Linked DNA regions of Homo sapiens: region 1 is linked to region 2. A link is a loop called in an ENCODE intact Hi-C map of the cell type or tissue named here. Cell type or tissue: ascending aorta. All regions are shown on one strand. Each heading gives the region's core, and the rest is flanking DNA. Links, peaks and the distances in the headings are about the cores only. Region 1 has its middle 120 kb from the start of SGO1. Region 2 has its middle 70 kb from the start of SGO1.

Region 1 (11,542 bases), core at 2,149-10,148, 51 kb after region 2:
ATCTGCCCTCCTTGGCCTCCCAAAGTGCTGGGATTACAGGCGTGAGCCACCACACCTGGCCAAGGTTTCCTTTTAAAGTAATTTTTTAGTAAAGAAGAATCCATTTAATACAATAATAAGAAAAGGGCCGAGCATGGTGGCTCATGCCTATAATCCCAGCACTTTGGGAGGTTGAGGCAGGAGGATCGCTTAAGCTCAGGAGTTTAAGACCAGCCTGGGCAACATAGCAAAACCCTGTCTCTACTTAAAAAAAAAAAAAAAAAAAAAAAAAAAAGAAAAGGAAAATAAAGCTGGGTGTGGCACAGGCACCTGTGGTCCCAGCTACTCCTGAGGCTGAGGCAGGAGGATTGCTAAGCCAGTCCCCTAGTGCCAAAAAGGTTGGGGACCACTGTGCTACTGTATAGCGAATCACCCCCAAACTTAGTGGCTTAAAATGGCAATAAATATTTATTATCTTGCTCTTTCTGTGGGTCAGGAATTCAGAAATAATTTAGTTTGAATCTTCCGGCTTGGAGTCTCTCATGAAGTTTTAGTCAAGATGTTCCCTGTGTCTGCAGTTATCTAAAGCTTGACTGGAGCTGAAGGATACACTTCTGGTCAGGCTTTCCAGAGTGCCTCACTTATTAGGCTGACAAATTGTTGGTATGAGGGCTGTTTCTCTCCATATGGGCTTTCCCACACAGCTGCTTGAGTGTCCTTGTGACATGGCAGCTAACTTCCCCCCAGTGGAGCAATTGAAATAGAAAGAGCCAGGTGAGAGTAATTTTTAAATTTTTTTTTATGACCCAGCCTCAGAAATAACATGACATCACTTCTATCACATTCTATTTACTAGAAGAAAGTCATGAAATCTGGTCCTCATGCAAGTGGTGGAGAATCAAACTTTTATTTTTTTTTTTCAGATGGGGTTTTACTATGTTGCCCAGGCTTGACTCAAACTCCTGGCCTCAAGTGATTCTCCTGTGTTGGTCTCTCAAAGTCCTGGGATTACAGGCATGAGCCACTGTGCTTGGCATAGGCTCCTTTTCAAGAAAGGAGTTTCAATGAAATTACTAACAAATTTTAAATCCACCATGTGTATGAGTAACTGTAACTCATCTTTACCAGTTATTTATATTACCATAGTTGTATCAAAACCGTGCACACCCACACTTTTTGATTAATTCTAATTGGAGCAAGGAATGAATATTTTAAAATTGCTCCCCACTACATGACCACTGGGGTTGACACAGTTACAAGCTGAGTTTTATTACTGTACCCACATAGAGCAATATCCATATTGTGTTTATATACATCAGTGCATAGGAAGAGGCCACCCTTTTAAAATTTACGCAAGTGACAGGTTTATTGGCATCAAGCTTCAATTTAGAGTGCACTGGAGATTTCCAACTGCACTCATCCACCTTCACATGCGAAACTCTCAGAGAATCCATCAAATCCACAGATTTGTCTTTTTTATTTTATACTAAAAATATTGCTGGCATATGACTTGTAGTATATATTCCTGTAAGTTAATAAAATGAACATACCTACATCTAGATATTCGTTCCTGGATTTTGCCTAACTGGCTTCCATTTTGCGTAAATGTTAATGCTTGAATCTTAACCAACTACCTGCTGACCCTGTGCGTTTTCACTTTCGATGTTTTCAATGTTAATTTCACAAGCAAAGTACTCTTTGGAAATAAGTTGCATCTGTTTAATATACAGGGTTGTGGCAAAAAGGCAGAAGAGTTACTTTCCACTTGCTCGAGGGAGCAGGTAGCCAGCCAATATTACACGTCGTCCCACTGGCTGTGCGGGGCCCTGATGACAGGTCCCTATGAGCTTGTTGACAGCAGTTTCCTGCCAAGAAACAGCCCCCTATACCATATGTTTATTTTTGGCTGAGAAAATCCCTCAAGCAGTGAATTCTAACACTCTCGGGTACCTCTAATTATCTGAAGGGATACGGGAAAATTCTCAGTCTAGTTTCTAAAACTAACATCAATTTTAATTCATCTTTATTAAAATTTGTGAAACCAGTAATTGATTTCAGAGAAGAAGGATGATAGAGGGAGTAGCTGTTCAGAAATTGAAGAAAGAGTAGCTGGTCAATTCTAAAACTTGAGAATCAGGGCCTGAGAAGCAGAGAGACAAGTAGTCTTTTTTGAAAGTATTCAGATCTCAGACCTTGCTTGTCTTGGTCTCTGACATGCCTTTTGTGTTATATTCTGGAAAGTGCTAACTTCTCTAACCTGACCAGGAAGTTAGAAATAGTTCTATATGGCCGAGCACAGTGGCTCACACCTGTAATCCCAGCACTTTGGGAGGCTGAGGTGGGTAGATCACGAGGTCAGGAGATCAAGACCATCCTGACCAACACGGTGAAACCTTGTCTCTACTAAAAGTACAGAAAAATTAGCTGGGCCCGGTGGCACGCGCCTATAGTCCCAGCTACTCGGGAGGCTGAGGCAGGAGAATCTATTGAACCTGGGAGGTGGAGGTTGCCGTGAGCCGAGATCGTACCATTGCACTCCAGCCTGGGTGACAGAGAGAGACTCCATCTCAAAAACAAAAACAAAACAAAACAAAACAAAAAAAACAAAAAGAAATAGTTCTATATGGTCACTATTAAAATTTGAGCAATAAACTTTGTTTAATAGCTTTGCTTAATGTTGGTTTATGAATCAGGTATAATGTTGATTGATTTAATTCTGCAGCACAGTGGAAATTACGTTGAAATGTCCTTCTGATTTCATGTGTAAAAAGCGGGCAACTGCATGATAGAATTCAAGCTGAACTCCCTGTCTGTGTACTCACAAGCAAGCACTCTTACTGAGATGTAATATTAAATGTGCCTTACAGTTTTATAAATAGGTAGTGATGGAGGGATTTGATTTAAAAGAAATTTTGATTTTTAAATACATTTAAAAATGTATTTGTTACTATGTATTTCAAATATAAGGAGCTTACTCTCCACCTTTTATTTTATTTTATTTTTGAGATGGAGTCTTGCTGTGTTGCCCAGGCTGGAGTGCAGTGATGCAATCTCAGCTCATTGCAACTTCCACCTCCTGGATTCAAGTGATTCTCCTGCCTCAGCCTCCTGAGTAGCTAGGATTACAGGTGTCCGCAACCATGCCTGGTGAATTTTTGTATTTTTAGTAGATATGGGGCTTTGCCACATTGGCCTGGCTGGTCTGGAACTCCTGACCTCAAGTGATCCACCTGCCTCGGCCTACCAAAGTGCTGGGATTACAGGTGTAAGTGACTGCACCTGGCCTCCACCTTTTATTTATTAGAGACAGGGTCTTGCTGTGTCCTAGGCTGGCACTGAACTCCTGGACTCAAGTGATCCTTCTGCCTCAGTTTCCTGAGTAGGTGGGCTTACAAGTATGTGCCAATGTGCCCAGCTTCCACCTTTATTTATGTCCTAATTTAGATATGAATTTAATTAGATTTGTCCCTGACAGTTGATTTTGTATCTTCTTATTGTCCTTGTTAATGATATTAGAGAGATGATGATCCCCAAGAACATGTGAAATGGAAACATATTTCTTAACCATATTATTTTCTGAGAGCCTTGTGTATTAACATGTCTGATGCTACCTTCTGTTTCTTGAGAGGTTCTAAGAACCACTACCCTCATACTAAAACATGTCTCTTTTAATGCTCTCTGAAATCCCCCCAAATAACTTCTCACTAAAGGATCTCTTATTGTGTCACTGTTTAGGGCATTTAGATATTCAGGCAATGCACTAGAGTTTTTCAGTGTATTTGATTAATCCAGGATTGCCCAGAGATTTAAGGAAACAAGATTTAAAATAGATCTACTTTTAGTGTTTATTAGTCCATTTTCATGCTGCTGATAAAGACTACCCGAGACTGGACAATTTACAAAAGAGAGAGGTTTGACTGGACTCACAGTTCCACGTGTCTGAGAAAGCCTCACAATCATGGCAGAAGGCAAGGAAGAGCCAGTCATGTCTCACATGGATGGCAGCAGGCAAAGAAAGAGAGCTTGTGTAGGGGAATTCCTCTTTATAAAACCATCAGATCTTTTGAGACTTACTCACTATCATGAGAACAGCAGGGAAAGACTTGCCCCCATGATTCAATTACCTCCCACCAGGTCTCTCCTACAACAGCTGGGAATTCAAGTTGAGATTTGGGTGGGGACACAGCCAAACCATATCACAGTGTTACAAAAAAAAATACTATAAATCAGCATCACATTATTTACCTTTAAATGTAGGATGTTGGAAGACCTTAGACCTTCTATATTTCAGAGTTCTTGTACTCTTTTTTCACCATTCAGTGAGAAAAATGTTTGATGGATACTGTGTTGAGTACAATGGGAACTGTTTTATTGAGCAGGCAGCTCTGTCTAGAATCGTCACATTTCAGCCTTTGGATAGAGGCTCATGGACAGTGCTATTCTAGGTTGTAAAACCATATAGATTAGACCACCGTAGGCAGAGAGGATGCACCACATTTTGTTTATCCATTACTGATTGATGTTTTTTCCCCCCAGTTTTGGGCTCTTATTAATAATCCTGTTATTGCTGAGAGAGAAGGAAGAAAGGAACTAGCTAGGCAGATAGTTAGGGCAAAGAGTCCTTGGCAGAATTCCTTCTCTAACAAAGAGCAGCCTGGAAGATGGGGCTGCAAACGTAGATAAGGAGCAAGTTCCAACACAGAGAGGGACCCTCCTGTGTAATCAGCAATCTTCACATCCATTTGGTGGGCCCCAGTAAGCACAGTGGGCCCTAGTGAGCACTTTCCTTTCCTTTTTGGACATTCTCAGATAAGGAAGCTTGCATGAGGCAGGGGTGCCTGCATCTGCACCTGTAAGAGGAACTACTTTTGGCCAGGCATGTCCACCGTGGAGGATTCTGCCCCCTTAACACATGCACAGTAAAAAACATAAGCAACATGAAGTTACTTAGGCCAAGAACCTGCCTGTGCAATAAAAGGTTGGGGTAGGGGCTGCCAGAGACTCTCACCCTATGCAAATGACACACCTAGTTCTAACTGGTTTTTCGTGCCTTATGTAGATGAGATACCCCCTCCCCACTAGCTTGTTTATAAAAACCCTTGTATTTCACTGTGAAATGGCAACCATTTTTTGGGACCCCTCTCTGTGGCAGAGGGCTTTCTCTCTTTCTCTCACTTATTAAACGTCTGCTCTAACCTCACCCTTGGAGTGTCTGCATCCTTGATTTCCTTGGCCACAAGACAAAGAACTTTGGGTGGCACCCCAGACAATGAGATGGCTTCATTGCCATTTGGATAGAAGTCTTTTTTGCCTTTTATTTTCATTCTGAATTTTTACTGTGGCAAATTTCATATATACATAAACCAAAGTAAGCAAAACAATGTAATAAATTCTCCTGAGCCCATGATCCAGGTTTAACAATTATGCATTTATGGCCAATCTTGTTTCTTTTCTACCCCACTCACTTTCCCTACATCAGTATTATTTTCAAACAAATCTCTGACGTAATATCACTCTATTCATAAATATTACAGTACCTGTCTCTAAAAGATAAGCCCCTCTTCTAAAAACATTACTGTAGACCATCAGCATATTGAAAAAATTACACAGATTTTAAAAATTTCCTTATTAGATGTCATCTGTATCCACATTTCCAGTTTTCACATAAATATTATTAAGTTTGATGATTGCTTGAGTTAGTATCCAAATAAGATTCACATACTATAGGTGATTAGGATAAGTATTCTACATCTTTTTAAAATCCATAAGTTCCCCCTTCATCTCTGTCTCTTTCTCAGAATTTATTTGTCAAAGAAACTGGATCATTTATCTCTTAGAGTTTCCTGCAGTTTCACGTTCCCTGACTGCGTTCCTGTGGTGCAGTTTAACATGTTTCCATGTCCCCCGTATTTCCTATGAAATGGTAGTTGGACCTAGAGGTTTGATCAGATTCAAGTTTCATTTAAAAATTTTATATGGTGTGTTGTTTTCCCATCTGCAGGAACATAATGCATGATTTTCTCTTCGTTTTGTGATATTAGCCATCTTTGAACATCATTAATTGATCCTCAGTTCATTAAGAGTTGCAACAGAATGATATTTCAATGCCTCAATAAAGAGAAACTCCTCGCATCTACTATTTGGTTATCAAATGGCAGAGTTAATAAAAGAGAGGAGGATGAATTCTCATTTCTTTTTCTCATCAGTTTTCAAAATAGTAACTTTCTCTAGCATCCACAAAAGGTGACCAGTTCACATCTTTTTAAACATAATGCTCTAGATTTAAATTTAATTATGCTTGATCTAATTCCATTTTAATATTAGACACATATATAATAATTTATGTTTTGATTCAAATCTATTTCTATGTCCTCATAGTGGCTAAGCTTGCCCAGTACAACACAGAGGGACACCAACATCCTCTTCTGTAACCATTGTTTCATGCATCTCCCTTTGCTGGGACAAGGAAAACAATTGTGCAACCAACTGGGTATAGGGTAGAGGAAGTTGGCAGAAAATTCTGATCAAAACTGCTTTCAAAGGGTCATAAGAGAATTTTCTTAGGGTGATGAAACTCTTTTTTTTTTTTTTTGAGACAGGGTCTTGCTCTGTCACCCAGGCTGGAGTGCAGTGGCATGCTCACAGCTCACAGCAGCCTTGACCTCCTAGGGTCAAACAATCCTCCCACCTTAGCCACCCAAGCAGCTGGGCCCATGGGCACATGCTATTATGTCAGGCTAATTTTTCTATTTCTTGTAGAAATGCGGTTTCACAATGTTGCCCAGGCTGGTCTTGAACTCCCTGAGGTCAAGCAGTCTATCTGCTTCACTTCCCAAAGTGCTGGGATTAGACGCGTGAGCCACCATACTCAGCTGAAACTTTCTTACACCTTGGTTTTAGTGTTGTCTGTATTTGTCAAAACTTATAGAACTGTACATTTAAAAAGACGAATTACACCTAAAAGAAAATTATACCTATGTAAATTATACCTAAAAGAAAACCACAATTATTACTTGACTTTAACAATGCATCTAGTGTAATACATATTTTTTCCTATTTTCAATTTATTTGTAATGCTTAATTAAAAATTATTTTTAAAATGTTTGAATTTGAAAAAATACATTAATAACTTTAACTTGATTATGATGACTTTATGACTTCAGGTAAATTGCTTTTAAAAAACATATAATGTGAAAATTTAAGTTAGGCCGGGCACTGTGGCTCACGCCTATAATCCTAGCACTCTGGGAGGCCGAGGTGGGTGGATCACTTGAGGTCAGGAGTTCAAGACCAGCCTGGCCAACATGACAAAACCCTGTCTCTACTAAAAATACAAAAATTAGCTGGGTGCGGTGGCAAGTGCCTATAATGCCAGTTACTCAGGAGGCTGAGGCAGGAGAATCACTTAAACCCTGGAGGTGGAGGTTGCAGTGAGGCAAGATCACGCCACTGCATTCCAGCCTGGGTGACAGAACAAGACTCCATCTCAAAATTAAAAAAAAAAAGAAAAAAAAATTAAGTTAGCTAGGATTCAGTGGTTTCCAAATTTTGATGCACATTAGAATCAGTCAAGAACTTTTAAAATCTTTCTTCCTGGAATGTTTGGGAGTGGAAACCTGGCATTAGGATTTAAAAATGTTTCCCTGATGCTTCCCTGGTGATTCTAGGGAAATAGTCAAGGTTGAGAACTATTGCTATAGGGTCTTTTCTTGTTTTCAATTTTGGCTGTATGTTGGAATCACCTAAGGACTAAGGGGCCTTTAAAAGCTATTGATATATGGGCTGACCCTCCCCAAATTAGGATTTGTGCTGCCTGGGTTGGGGGCCTGAGTGCTGAGAGTTTAAAAAGCTCCCCAGGTATTTCTGCTATGCAACCAAAGTTGGGAACTACTGGTCTATACAGTGTACCTTCTAAAGCTATGTAGAATTTGCTGCTCCCCTGCCACTTCCATTGGTCCCCAGACTAATAGCATCAGTGTTACCTGGAAATATATTCTCAAATCTCACCCCAGACTTACTGAATGAAAAACTCAGAAGGTGGGGCCGAGAAATATTTGTGTTTCAAGCTCTCCACCTTCATCTGATATACAGTACAGTTTGAGAAGCACTGCTTGGGGAGATTTGGTGGCCATTTTTTAGTTATTGATGGCAGAATTGGACTCTCACTGCTAGAACCTGAGGGAGGCTCCTGTGTGGATTTGGCCATTCTAGCATCTGAAACCCAGGTCAAAGATACTGGAGAATTATTTTAATATTGTTTTGACATATTTGATTGCTCCTGTGCTGAAGTGGCATGAATGTTGTGGAGCTCTAAGAATGGCCATCCCATTCATGTAGAGTTATTTTAACAAACCAGGGAAAATGCAAACAATAGTATCTTTTAGATGCACTCAATTACACTGCATTGCTATTAATATGGCCCAGTTCTCTGTGATTCTGTTTTAGAATCTGCAGGTCTTTCTTTGTTAGATCTCCTTTGATTTTGTTTTTTTTTTTTTTTAAAGTGAAAGCTCATCTTGAAAGAGAACCACTTTTATAATAGAAAGTCCAGAGACTTCAGTGATTCTTTATCACAGTGTCCTCTCTTTTAGTATTGCTCAGATTTTAGGTTTTGTTGTGACAAGACTTCATAAAATGTTTAAAAAGATAATTTTCTTCAACTGCATTTTATACTGATTTAGAAAGACCTAAACACGTGCATCTTAGAAAACAGTGCTATATGAAGGATGTTTTTTTCTTCATATAGGCTGGATAAGACATGTATCCAATCACTTAAAGTCTATGGTACAGGGTGGCAGTGGAAACAGATAACTTTGAAATGGAGCTATCTTATGGTTTGTTGTAAACAGGCATAAAAAGTAAAATCGACTAAAAACTCTTAATAAATAAAACCCGAAGTGAAGATAAAAAATTTTAGTATCTCCAGTAATATCTGACACTTGAATTCTTTCTCCAACAATGGAAGACCTGCAAATTCTAAACAGAATCATACTTTACCTCTTTCTCTCCACTCAAATATTTTAATATTTCAAATATCTAAATAGAAGGATGAAGCAGTAAAACATTTTTCAAAGTAGTACCAGCCACCATGCTGTTTGCCACCTAAATATTTGAACTTGAGGTTTGAATTGCCCTAACATAATCTTATGCTTTTTTTTTTTTTGCATTTCATCTCAATCCAATCTGCTTGTTTGTAGATCAATAACAATAATTTGGGAATAATGATTTAAATAAGAAACTTCAGTGAATGAGCTGATGATTACAAGGAGATTAAGATTTTGAACTGTTACTATGAAACTTTTAAAAAAGATCCTGAAAGGTTAATGTGTAAAATTTAAATCCCCATGTCCTAAATAGTTTAATCTGAATATTACCTTTAGGTAAATAGGGGAAATAACAATTAGACTACTTTGTTAGAATAATTTGGGTTTGGGATGGCAGCTGGGGTTAAGAAATAGAATTGAATATTTAAAAAAGTTGGTGGTAGTAGAACTGAATTTAGGCTTGGTGTCTATGAGTCAGAAGAAAATCTTTGTTGGTGAAAGTTTCTATTCATTTCTTACACTGAAAGGATATTTTCCAAACTAAATTGTGGGCTGCAGTTGTCATAGAAACTAATAAGCACTTTGTAGCAACTTCGCAATACCTTCTCTGTAAGTGAGGCTCTAAGATAAGCTGCGCCAGCTGCAACTTTTGGAGGGCCTATGGGAGAATTCTCCAGGGTGGCTCTGGGCTTTGACACAGTGATGGGAATGTGGCTGTGTGAACAGCAAGTACAGGATTAGCTAAGTCTCTTGGGATGTGCACAACTAAGCAGCCTCATTCTGTAAACATGGAAACCAGTTTAAAAAGAACCAAAGGGATGCGTGTTCTCTTGTGAGAACTAAAATAAGGCCACTTACAGTGTTTGTATTGGGTGATACAGATTTTTGCTTAAATTTAACTTTAGACTTAACTTTTGCTGACTGACATGCTGACTTTGACCAAAGAATTTGGATTTTCCCGCTTTCTTTGTTGAGATATGGAAATTTATAGGTATTGCAAAGAAGGAAAAGGGTATGTGCACACATAAGGTGTGTATGGATATGTAGGTAGATGGAATATGCAGAGGGCTTGAAAATAAAGTACAAAAAAAAGAAGAGAATAACGGAAGAACTTGAGAATTATGACTTTAATCTCTTAGAATTTAATGGAAAGCTAAATTTAGCTAAACAGATATATGTTTATGGAAAACTGTGTTTATTTCACACGATTCCACCCGTTTTCAGATTCTTTAATTTCAACTTTTAATCTCTGTCTTTCATGAAGATAAAGTCTGTGCCTTTTAAATTTTTTGTGCCCATATGTTTATCAGATAATATTACGGCATATGAAAAGACTCAGCTACCAAATGCATGGAGTTTCGCTTGCAGAAAGAAAGCAGTGTTTTTTGGTGGGCTATTTTGTATTTTTACTTCAGAAAGAGTCTATATTGTATCTTTTGAACTTCCTAAAACCAAAAACTGCATTTCTGCCCTATTTCCTGGTGAGATAATAGATTACATTTACAAGGCTGGGGCTAGTTCCTTGCAAACATTTCTAACATTTTTAGGTCCTAGTTTTTCATGATCAGTGTGTCCCTTTTTATTATGCCACTAGTTTTGTGTCAGTAACGCATAAACCAAAGCCAAAAAGAAAAAATAACAACAACAAACTTCTATGAAATAAACTCCTGGGCCAGGTGCGGTGGCTCACGCCTGTAACCCAGCACTTTGGGAGGCCGAGGCGGGCGGATCACGAGGTCAGGAGATTGAGACCATCTTGGCTAACACGGTGAAACCCCGTCTCTACTAAAAATACAAAAAATTCGCCGGGCGCAGTGGCGGGCGCCTGTAGTCCCAGCTACTCGGGAGGCTGAGGCAGGAGACTGGCGTGAACTCGGGAGGCGGAGCTTGCAGTGAGTCGAGATAGCGCCACTGCAGTCCGGCCTGGGCGAAAGTGCGAGACTCCGTCTCCAAAAAAAAAAAAAAAAAAAAAAGAATGTCGACTCCTGAATTGTGTTGGAAAACAGGAGACATGTCTTTGCATCACGTATTTCAGCCTGTGAAAAACACTTGGCTTTTTTCCATTTTTGGCTTTTCACCTGGACTATTACATATGTACTACATATCTATTGATGAATAACAAACAAGTTACCCTGGAACTTAGCTTAAAACAATAAACATTTCTCATCTCACACAGGAAGTGACTTAGCTGGGTGGTTCTGACTTGGTCTCTCATAAGGTTGCTGTCAAGTTGTCTGCTGGGCTGAAGGACATTCTGGGACTAACGGATCTGCTTCTGTGTGGATGACAGGTTAGTGCTGGTTTTGGAAAGGAGGCCTCAGTCCTTGCCATGGGGACTCTCCATAGGGCTGATAGAGTGTCCTCATAACATGGCAGCTGGCTGCCCCCCAGAGCGAGTGATCCAGGAGAGAGCAAAGTAAAACCCACAATGTTCATGACCTAATGTAGGAAGTCACACAGTCATTTTCACAACATTCTCTGGTTACACAGATCAGACACATTTATTATATGACAAAAGG
Region 2 (11,542 bases), core at 2,283-10,282:
TTGTCCAGGCTGGTCTCGAACTCCTGACCTCAGGTGATCCACTTGCCTCGGCGTCCCAAAGTGCTGGGATTACAGACATGAGCCACTGCGCCTGGCCCAGTCATCCCTTCTTAATAATCCTCCAAAATCTTAACTTGTTCCAACATCAAGTTCAAAGTCTCATATGGGACTCAAGTTATTTCCACCTATGAGGCTGTAAAATAAAAAACAAGTTATTTAACTTTCAAGATACAATGTTAGTACACATATTGGGTAAACATTCCTGTTCAAAAAGGGAGAAATCAGCCAAAAGAAAGAGGCTACAGGCCTCATGGAAGTCTGAAACCCAGCAGGCAGGCATTAAATCTTAAAACTCCCAAATAATCCTTGACTCTGTGTTCCACATCCATGGCACACTGGTGCAAGGGGTGAGGTCTCAAGGCCTTCAGCAGCTCCACCCCTGTGGCTTTGCAGCATTCAGCCCCCATGGCTGGTTACACCGGTTGGAGTTGGGTGCCAGTGGTGTTTCTGGTACAGGGCACAAGCTGCTGGTGGATCGACTATTCACAGCTGTAGAGGACAGCGGCCCCATTCCCACAGCTCCACTACACAGTGCTCCAGTGGGGAGTCTGCAATGGGACTCCAACCCCACATTTCCCCTTGTCATTGCCCTTATAGAATTTCTCTATGTGGGCTTTGCCCCTATGATACATCCTCTGAAATATAGGGGGAAGCTGCCAAGTCTTCTTCACTCTTGCATTCTGTGTTCCTGCAGGCTTTAACACCATCTGGATGCCACCAAGCCTTACCACTTGTGCCCTTTGGAGTGGTGGCCAGAGCTGTACCTGGGCCGCTTTGTGCTGTGACTGGAGCAGGAGAGGCTGGGATGCAGGAAGCAATGTCCTGAAGCTGTGCAGGGCAATGGGGCCATGGACCTGGCTCCCCAAATTATTCTTTCTTTCCAGGCCTCTGGGCCTGTGATGAGAGAGGCTGTCTCTAAGATCTCTGAAATGCCTTTGAGGCCTTTTTCCCATTGTCTTGGATACTAGCACTGGACTCCCTTTTAGTCATGCTAATCTCTTTAGCAAGTGGTTTCAATGCAGCCTGCTTGGATTCTTTCTTTACCACAGGACCAGGCTGCAAGTTTTCCAAATGTTTACATTCTGCTTCCCTTTTAAATATTAGTTCCAACTTTAAGTCTCTTATTTGTCCTTATATCTAATTTAGGCTGTTAGAAGCAACCAAGTCATCTTTTGAATGCTTCGCTGCTTAGAGATGTCTTCTGCCAGATACCCTAGCTCATCAATCTTAAGTTCAAACTTCCATGGATTCCCAGGGCATGGACACAATGCAGCCAAGTTCTTTGCTAGGGTGTAACATGGGTGACGTTTGTTCCAGTTCCCAAAAGGTTTCTTATTTCCATCTGAGACCTCAACAACCTGGACTTTATGGTCCATATCTCTATCAGCATTTGGTCACAACCACTTAACAAGTTGCTAAGAAGTTCCAAACTTTCCCTCATCTTCCTGTCTTCTTCTGAGATCTTCAAATGTTTCCAACCTCAGCCCATTACCCAGTCCGAAACTGCTTCCACATCTTTGGGTATGTTCATAGCAATATCCCACTCCTTGTTACTAATTTTCTGTGTTAGTCCAATTTTGCCTTGCTACAAAGGAATACCTGAGACTGGATTATAAACAAGGGAGGTTTAATTGGCTCACAGTTCTGATTGCTGTACAGGAAGTGTGGTGTCAGTATCTCCTTCTGGTGAGGGCCCCAGGAAGCTTACCACCATGGTAGAAGGTGAAAGGAGACCTTGTGCATTACATGGTAAGAGTAGGAGCAAGAGAGTGAGGGGGGGAGGTGCCACATTCTTTTAAATAAGTAGATCTCATGTGAACTAGCAGAATGAGAACTCACTCACCACCAAGAGGATGGCACTAAGCCATTCATGAGGGATCAGCTCCCATGATCCAATACCTCCCATTAGGCCCCACCTTCAACACTGGGGATCACATTTCAACATGACATATGGAGGGAACACACGACCAAACCATATCACCATTTTAATAATATTGATTCTTCCAATCTATGAACATGAAATGCTTTTCCACTTGTTTGTATCATCTCTGATTTCTTTCAGCAGTGTTTTACAGTTCTCCTTGTAGAGATCTTTCACCTCTACAAGGATTCTAAAATAAAGATATTTTAAAAGGTATTTTAATTTTTGTGGCCATTGTAAATGGGATTTTGTTCTTAATCTGGATATCCTTGTTAATTTTCTGTCTCGTTGATCTGTCTAATATTGACATTGGGGTGTTAAAGTCTCCCACTATTATTGTGTGGGACTCTAAGTCTCTTTGTAGGTCTCTAAGAACTTTCTTTATGAATCTGGGTGCTCCTATATTGGGTGCATATATATTTAGGGTAGTTAGCTCTTCTTGTTGAATTGATCCCTTTACCATTATGTAATGCCCTTCTTTGTCTTTTTTGATCTTTGTTGGTTTAAAGTCTGTTTTATCAGAGACTAGAATTGCAACCCCTGCTTTTTTTTTTTTTTTTTTTTTTTTTTTTGCTTTCCATTTGCTTGGTAGATCTTTCTCCATCCCTTTATTTTAACCTTTGTGTTTCTTTGCATGTGAGATGGGTCTCCTGAATACAGCACATTGATGGGTCTTGACTTTTTATCCAATTTGCCAGTCTGTGTCTTTTAATTGGGGCATTTAGCCTGTTTACATTTAAGGTTAATATTGTTATGTGTGAATTTGATCCTGCCATTATGATGTAAGCTGGTTATTTTGCCCATTCGTTGATGCAGTTTCTTCATAGCATCGATGGTGTTTACAATTTGGTATGTTTTTGCAGTGGCTTATACCAGTTGTTCCTTTCCATGTTTAGTGCTTCCTTCAGGAGCTCTTGTAAGGCAGGCTTGGTGGTGACAAAATCTCTCAGCATTTGCTTGTCTGTAAAGGATTTTATTTCTCCTTCACTTATGAAGCTTAATTTGACTGGGTATGAGATTCTGGTTTGAAAATTCTTTTGTTTAAGAATGTCGAATATTGGCCCCGATTCTCTTCTAGCTTGTAGGGTTTCTACAGAGCCATCTGCTGTTAGTCTGATGGGCTTCCCTTTGTGGGTAACCTGACCTTTCTCTCTGGCTGTCCTTAACAATTTTTCCTTCGTTTCCACCTTGGTGAATCTGATGATTATGTGTCTTGGGGTTGCTCTTCTTGAAGAGTATCTTTGTAGTGTTTTCTTTATTTCCTAAATTTGAATGTTGGCCTGTCTTGCTAGGGTGGGGAAGTTCTCCTGGATAATATCCTGAAGAGAATGGAACTAACTTGGTTCCATTCTCCCAGTCACTTTCAGGTACACCGATCAAATGCAGGTTTTATCTTTTCACAGAGTCCCATATTTCTTGGAGGCTTTCTTCATTCCTTTTCATTTCTTCTTTTCCTAATCTTGTCTTCATGCTTTATTTCATGAAGTAGATCTTCAATCTGTGATATCCTTTCTTCCACTTGATCGATTCGGCTCTGATACTTATGTATGCTTCACGAAGTTCTCATGCTGTGCTTTTCAGCTCCATCAGGTCATTTATGTTCTTCTCTAAACTCGTTATTCTAGTTAGCAGTTCCTCTAATCTTTTTTCAAGGTTCTTAGCTTCCTTGCTTTGGGTTAGAACATGCTCCTTTAGCTTGGAGGAGTTTGTTATTATCCACCTTCTGAAGCCTACTTCTGTCAATTCATCAAACTCATTTTCTGTCCTGTTTTATTCCCTTGCTGGCGAGGAGTTGTGATCCTTTGGAAGAGAAGAGGCGTTCTGGTTTTTGGAATTTTCAGCCTTTTTGTGCTGGTTTCTCTTCATCTTTATGGATTTATCTACCTTTGGTCTTTGAAGTCGGAGACCTTTGGATGGGGTCTCTGAGTGAATGTTCTTTATGCTGATGTTGATACTATTCCTTTCTGCTTGTTAGTTTTCCTTCTAACAGGTCTCTCTGCTATAGGTCTGCTGGAGTTTGCTGGAGGTCCACTGTAGACCCTGTTTGCCTGGGTATCACCAGCCGAGGCTGCAGAACAGTAAAGATTTCCGGCTGCTCCTTCCTCTGGAAGCTTTGTCCCAGAGGGGCACCCACCAGATGCCAGCCAGAGCTCTCCTGTATGAGATGTCTGTCAGCCCCTACTGGGAGATGTCTCTCCCAATCAGGATACATGGGGGTCAGGGACCCACCTGCAGAGGCAGTCTGACCCTTAGCAGAGCTCAAATGCTGTGCTGGGAGATATGCTGCTCTTTTCAGAGCTGCCAGGCAGGGATGTTTAAGTCTGCTGAAACTGTGCCCACAACTGCCCCTTCCTCCAGGTGCTCTGTCCCATGGAGGTGGGGATTTTATCTATAAATCCGTGACTGGGGCTGCTGCGTTTTTTTTCAGAGATGTCGTGCCCTGACAAGAAGGAATTTAGAGAGGCAGTCTGGCCTCAGCACCTTGCTGAGCTGAGGAGGACTCCGCCCAGTTTGAACTTCCCGGGTACTCTGTTTACATTGTGAGGGTAAAACTGCCTACTTAAGCCTCAGCAATGGCGGACGCTTCTCCCCCCACCAAGCTCTAGCGTTCCAGGTCAAGCTCAGACTGCTGTGTTTGTAGTGAGAATTTCAAGCCAGTCGATCTTAGCTTGCTGGGCTCTGTGGGGGTGGTACCCACCAAGCCAGAACTACTTGGCTCCCTGGTTCCAGCCCCCTCTCCAGGGGAGTGAACGGTTCTGTCTCACTGGCATTCCAGGCGCCACTGGGGTATGAAAAAAAAACTCCTGTGGCTAGCTGGGTGTCTGCACAAATGGCTGCTCAGTTTTGTGCTGGACACCCATGGCCCTGGTGGCATAGGCATCAGAGGGAATCTCCTGGTCTATGGGTTTCGAAGACCATGGGAAAATTGCAGTATCTGGGCCAGAGTGCACAGTACAGTCCCTAATGGCTTCCTTTGGCTGGGAGAGGGAATTCCCCGACGCCGTGAGGCTTCCCAGGTGAGGCGATGCCCCACCCTGCTTTGGCTCGCCCTCCTTGGGCTGCACCCACTGTCCAACCAGTCCCAGTGAGATGAACTGGGTACCTCAGTTGGAAATGCAGAAGTCACTGCCTTCTGCGTTGATCTCACTGGGAGCTGCAGACTGGAGCTGTTTTCTATTTGGCCATCTTGCCAGCCACTTTGTTCCTGGGGTTTTTATTGTTGTTGTTGTTGTCGTTGTTTTTTAGTTCTTGTAGGTGTGATGTTAGAGCATTTAACAAAGATCTTCCTAACTTCCTTGAGCACTATAAACTTTCCTCTTAACACTGCTTTTCCTGCATCCCATAGATTTTGGTATGTTATGTCTGTGTTTTCATTTTTTTTATTTCTGCCTTAATTTTGTTGTTTACACAAAAGTCATTCAGGAGCAGTTTCTTTAATTTCCATGTAATTGTGTAATTTTGGGAGATCTTCTTGGTATTGATTTCCATTTTTATTCCACTTTTTGCTGAGAATATGGTTGGTGTGATTTCTTTGTCTTTTTTTTTTTTGCATTTTCTGAGACTGGCTCTGTGACTGAGCATAATGATCAATCTTGGAGGATATTTCTTGTGCAGATGAGAAGAATGTGTATTCTGTGGTTAATGGGTGGAGGAGTCTGTAGATGTCTATTAGGTCCCATTGGTCCAGTGTCGAATTTAAGTTCAGAATTCTTTTGCTAGTTTTCTCCCTTTATGATCTAATGCTTTCAGTGGGGTGTTGAAGTCCCCCACTGATATTGTGTCGCTGTCTAAGTCTTTTCATAGGTCTAGAAGTACCTGTCTTACAAATCCCAGTGCTCCAATATTGGGGGCATATATATTTAGGGTAATTAAGTCTTCTTGTTGAATTGAACCCTTTATTATAATTTAATGCCCTTCTTTGTTTTTTTTCCTTGTTGTTGGTTTAAAGTCTTGTTTATCTAATATAAGAATAGCAAACCTTGCTCTTTTTTGTTTTCTATTTGCATGATAGATCTTCAACACTTTACTTTGAGTCTATGAGTGTCATTACATGTGAGATGGGTCTTTTGAAGACAGCAGACAGATGGGCCTTTTTATTTTTTAATCCAACTTAAAATGCCTTTTAAATATGGCAACAATTTACATTCAAGATTGATATTGATGTGTGAGGTTCTGATCCTATTGTGAAGTTTTTGGGTGGTTACTTTGTAGTTTCTTTCCTGTCGTTGCTTTGTAGAGTCTGGGCTATGCATAATACCTAAGTCTGTTTTTGTGGTAACAGGTATTATTCTTTCATTTCCACATTTAGAACTCTCTTGAGAGTACTTGTAAGGTTGGTCTAGTGCTAGCGAATTCCCTTAATGACTGCTTGTCTAAAAATGATTTTATTTTTCCTTTGCTTATTAAGCTAGGTTTGGCAGGATATGACATTCTTGGTTGGAATTTCTTTTCTTTAGGAATGCTGTAAATAGGCCTCCTGTTTCTTCTGGCTTGTAAGGTTTCTGCCAGGAAGTTTGATATTAGCCTGATAGGGTTCCCTTTGTACATGACCTGACCTTTTTCTCAGCTGCCTTTAAGATTTTTTTCTTTAGCGTTGACTTTGGATAGTCTGATGACTATAAACCTTCATGATGTTCATTTTGTATGGTATCTCTCAGGTGTTCTTTCAATTTTTTTATATGTGAATGTTTACCTTTCTAGGAAGATTAGGGAAATTTTCTTTGGTTATTCTCTGAAATATGTTTTCCAGGTTGTTTACCTTTTCTCTTTTTCTCTAGAAAAAGCCAATAACTCATAGGTTTGGTTGCTTTACATAATCCTGTACCTCTTGAAGACTTTGTTCATTTTTAAAAATTCTTTTTAAATGTTCTGTCTGACTGGGTTAGTTCACAAGACCAGCCTTCAAGTTTTGAAATTCATTTTTCTGCTTGATCTAGTCTATTGATAAAGCTTTTCATTGTATTTTGAAATTCCTTGAGTTTTTCTGTGTCAGAAGCTCTGATTAATTTCTTTTTATGTTGTTCATCTCTTCCTTCATTTCCTCGGTTGCTTTATAAGTTTCTTTGTCTTGGCTGGGCTCAGTGGCTCAAACCTGTAATCCCAGCACTTTGGGAGGCCAAGGTGGATTGCTTGACCTCAGAAGTTCGAGACCAGCCTGGGCAACATGGTGAAACCTCATGTCTATAAAAAAAATACAAAAATTAGCTGGGTGTGGTGGTGGATGCCTGTGGTCTCAGCTATTCGGGAGGCTGAGGTGGGAGGATTGTTTGGGCCCAGTAGGTTGAGGCTGCAGTGAGCCAAGATCACGCCACTGCACTCCAGCCTGGGTGACAGAGTAGTGAGACCTTGTCTCCAAAAAAAAAAGAAGTTTCTTTGTGTTAATTTTCAACTTCATCTTGGATTTCATTTAGCTTCCTTGCAATCCATGCTTTGAATTTTTTGTCTGTAATTTCTGACTTTCTATTTTGATTATCGACCATTGCTGGGGAGCTAGTGTGATCCTCTGTCAATATTGCAACATTCAGATTTCTCATACCAGGATTCTTCTTCTGGTTCCTTCTCATCTGGAGACACTGGTACTTCTAATTTTTGTAATTATTTTTGTGTGGATAGGATTTTTTTTCTTTCTCTCTTTCCTTATCATATTATTGAGTTTTTTTCCCCCTTTCCCCCTACTCCCTAAGGATTGTGATTATAGAGAATGTTGGGTAGAGTCTTTTGGCTTTGCTTCTATAGCCCTATGCACCCCTGTCAGCACGTTTTTATATTGGGCTGTATTTTTGACCTACAGGTTAGTAGATGGTGCTTATGGGTAAAAATGAAATGAGGCCAATGTGGATGGGTATATACCTCATCCTTGTTTACTAGGTGAAGCTCTCTGTTGCCTCAGGCAGTAGGCTGATCCATTCAGTAGACAGTGGTGTGAGCTCCTTGCTCAGCACCATAGTGGGACACCAAGATGGGTAAGGCTGAATGAGGCAGGGCCATGTGCAAGTTACCCAATGGCAGGCACAAAGACCAGCACCAAGGAGGGGGTCCGGTGAGCAGCCACCAAATGCCCTAATCTGGCAATTTTTTATTTCAATTGGTAACAAATATGATTTTCTAAAATTTTGAAGCATTATTTATGCTTTAAATAATGCTTACATGAGAAAATGCTTAAATGGAAAATTAGAAAATATAACAAGGTTTAAATTCCTTAATACATAGGTAGCTCTTAAATATCAATAAGAAAAATGTACAAATTCTTATAATTGTAATTGTAATTCTCTAACAAGAGATTTACAACTTCTTGACTTTATTACAAAAATAAAATTAGATAAATATACAGTAAGGTCCAAAGACAATCATTATAGCATTGTCTATGATAGTGAAATATTTGAATCAATCTGAAGATCTGTAAATAGAGCATTAGTTAAATATATTTGGGAATAGGTGTATAAATGAAATAATATGCAGCCTTATGCAAACCTAGATTTATTTTGGGGTATGCAGTTACTCAGGCTTCTAGTAAGTTTGTTTATAATTCCACAGTTTGGAAGCTCTGAGTCCCAGGGTTAACAAGCCAAGGGAACATGGGCCGTGAATAGTCAAGTATAAGGAATTCCTAGCCCTAAGGAATCTGCCTTATACCACTGGGAGGAAGATTGTAATTAAATGCTTGTCAGTTGATGTGTTGCCAGTCACCAAAAAGTTTACTAAATTATAATGTTATTCCTTGAACTTGACTGACATGGTTTTCTTGGCCTCACAGTTTCATTGACTAAGCCAAGGTAACCTTGTTCAGTAGATTGGCCCTCTTGCCTAAGGATATTAGTAATTTAAATTGAATAAGTGGTAAAATTGTGGACAATTACATTCTGAGGTTGTCTCTTGGTTGACACGTGGGCTGGTAAAACCACTTTAAAGGCATACATCTCTTTAGCAGTGCTTGCATGCATGCCAGGGAAAAGAAAACTGCACATTAGGATGGATGAATGTTGGCATACTTTCAAACTCAAGCTATTCATAATTTAGGAATTAATGTGTATACTGTTGCTTGGCATCTTTCAGAAATGTTCAAAGCTTCACTTTTTTATTTTATTTTATTTTTTTTGAGACAGAGTCTTGCGTCTTGCTCTGTTGCTAGACTGGAATGCAGTGGCGCGATCTTGGCTCACTGCAACCTCCGCGTCCTGGGTTCAAGTGATTCTCCTGCCTCAGCCTCCCAAGTAGCTGGGACTACAGGCACGCACCACCACACCCAGCTAATTTTTGTATTTTTAGAAGAGATGGGGTTTCACCCTGTTAGCCAGGATGGTCTCAATCTCTTGACTTCGTGATCCGCCTGCCTCAGCCTCCCAAAGTGCTGGGATTACAGGCGTGAGCTACCACACCCAACCAAAGCTTCACTTTTTAAGAACCAGTATCAGTGTGTTTGTATAAATTATTGTATGACTAGCAGATCCTATTAAGTTAGTAGATTACCAACAGAAAAAAAAAAGAAAACTGAAAGATTATCTTTGAAGTAATGTAATAGAGTTTTGCAAATAAGATGGTGGGGAAATCTCCCTTCAATCCAGTATGATTTCTTTGTTGTCAGTGTATACATTTTTCTCTAAAGACATTACAAATATTAAATATAAATATAAATATATTCAATTATTTGGAAATATTGTGTGAAAAATCTGGCTTTGACGTCTTAGGATTCTATTTCCCTAATTTTAATGCCACAACCTGTAGAATCAATAGATCACAAGGGAAATAAATCTGGGCATTCATCCATCAATGTAAACCATTTCAGTATAATTTATTAAGAAATAGTTCTCAGACATGATCAACAAATGGTGCAGACATTTCAGCTCTCCAAGATAAAAGAGTGAGACTTTGATTACAGAAAGTCAGAAACAGAAAGAAAAGTAGAAATTTAGAATAAAAAATCAGGCTATGGAAACTAAGAAACAGAGGTAAGTATGCCATATATATTTGCAGCTAGATCTTTTTTTTCTCTTGCTAAGTGGTAGGAAGAGAGTGACCAAGGGTGTGTGCAGGATGGTGAAAGGATCCACCAGGGCAAATAGAGTGAGCAGAAAATACATCTTACAGGGGGACCTTACCTTTAAGAACTCAGGCAAACTACTTATTCAAGTTTCAGTAGCATGTTACCTAGTATATCTTGTGTGTCTCTCATATTCTCATATGAAGAAAGCTGGTATTTGGGAGCTAGCCAGAAAACAGAATTATTTATTTTTTCCTTTCATTTCTTAGCTTTTCCAGGTTTTCTGGAATTTTAATTAAGATTCCAGACATCTCAGCCATAATTTTCAGACAGCTTTTGTTAACAATATCAATCTGTATGTTTAGTTCAGTGTAATCAAACCTGTTTCTTTAAAAAAAATGCCTGTTTATACTCAGTGCTTATGTTCTGAGTATAGACGTGATCAATAATCATGATAAAATATTTTAATTGTGAATGTCACTGGCTCCACTGAATAATAGAAAAGTTATCTAATTGTCTAATAATAGAAAAGTTACCTAATTGTTGTAATTATTCCCGAAAAGGTTCTCCCACACCCCCATCTTCCCTGATGTTTTTATTCCATTGAATTCTCCAGAATGCATGCTAGTTATTTCTGTTTTAAATCTTGATTTGGTAATTTTTTGGTATTGTATATAGATTCTAACTAGCAAAGTATATAGCATTTTGTGACTTTTACATTGATCTTTTATCTTTAGTTTATTTTCATAATTTTATGTAAAAATCATTTAAAAAACAATTATCTATATGTGCTTAAATATTTTAAGTGGACAATTGATGTATAGAACAAAACAGATGGCATATTTTTCCAGGGAAAGTTGTGTGCCTTGTATGTTTTTAATTCTGTAAGGTCCAACAGGCTAAAATCATCAAAATTACACTTAAATAATAAAAATTACAGTCAAATATAGATGCATTTTTTTATACATGAAGATATTTTATTTTATTTTATTTATTTTTGGCATTTTTAAATTATTATTATTATTATACTTTAAGTTTTAGGGTACATGTGCACAATGTGCAGGTTAGTTACATATGTATACCTGTGCCATGCTGGTGTGCTGCACCCATTAACTCATCATTTAGCATTAGGTATATCTCCTAATGCTATCCCTCCCCCCTCCCCCTACCCCACAACAGTCTCCAGAGTGTGATGTTCCCCTTCCTGTGTCCATGTGTTCTCATTGTTCAATTCCCATCTATGAGTGAGAACATGTGGTGTTTGGTTTTTTTCCTTGCGATAGTTTACTGAGAATGATGATTTCCAATTTCATCCATGTCCCTACAAAGGACATGAACTCATCCTTTTTTATGGCTGCATGGTATTCCATGGTGTATATGTGCCACATTTTCTTAATCCAGTCTATCATTGTTGGACATTTGGGTTGGTTCCAAGTCTTTGGTATTGTGAATAGTGCCGCAATAAACATACGTGTGCATGTGTCTTTATAGCAGCATGATTTATAGTCCTTTGGGTATATACCCAGTAATGGGATGGCTGGGTCAAATGGTATTTCTAGTTCTAGATCCCTTAGGAATCGCCA

What was found. Peaks named below come from ENCODE experiments on the same cell type or tissue, not always from the same donor. Only the 100,000 strongest peaks of a DNase experiment are listed, where the experiment ranks them.
Region 1: it touches region 2 in a loop (5-fold over the local background); 2 of 110 quality-filtered maps call a loop at or near these places.

Annotation. Positions count from the first base shown.
Region 1 is chr3:20,301,138-20,312,679 of GRCh38, forward strand. No RefSeq gene overlaps it. Among named protein-coding and RNA genes, the nearest start is that of SGO1, 120 kb to the left of the region's middle. RefSeq lists a silencer at 3,946-4,146 and an enhancer at 10,376-10,877. In ascending aorta, for the core only: no CTCF peak of the experiment used is centred there; a DNase peak (open chromatin) is centred at 9,694; H3K27ac peaks cover 1,515 bases.
Region 2 is chr3:20,249,965-20,261,506 of GRCh38, forward strand. No RefSeq gene overlaps it. Among named protein-coding and RNA genes, the nearest start is that of SGO1, 70 kb to the left of the region's middle. In ascending aorta, for the core only: no CTCF peak of the experiment used is centred there; no DNase peak of the experiment used is centred there; H3K27ac peaks cover 1,524 bases.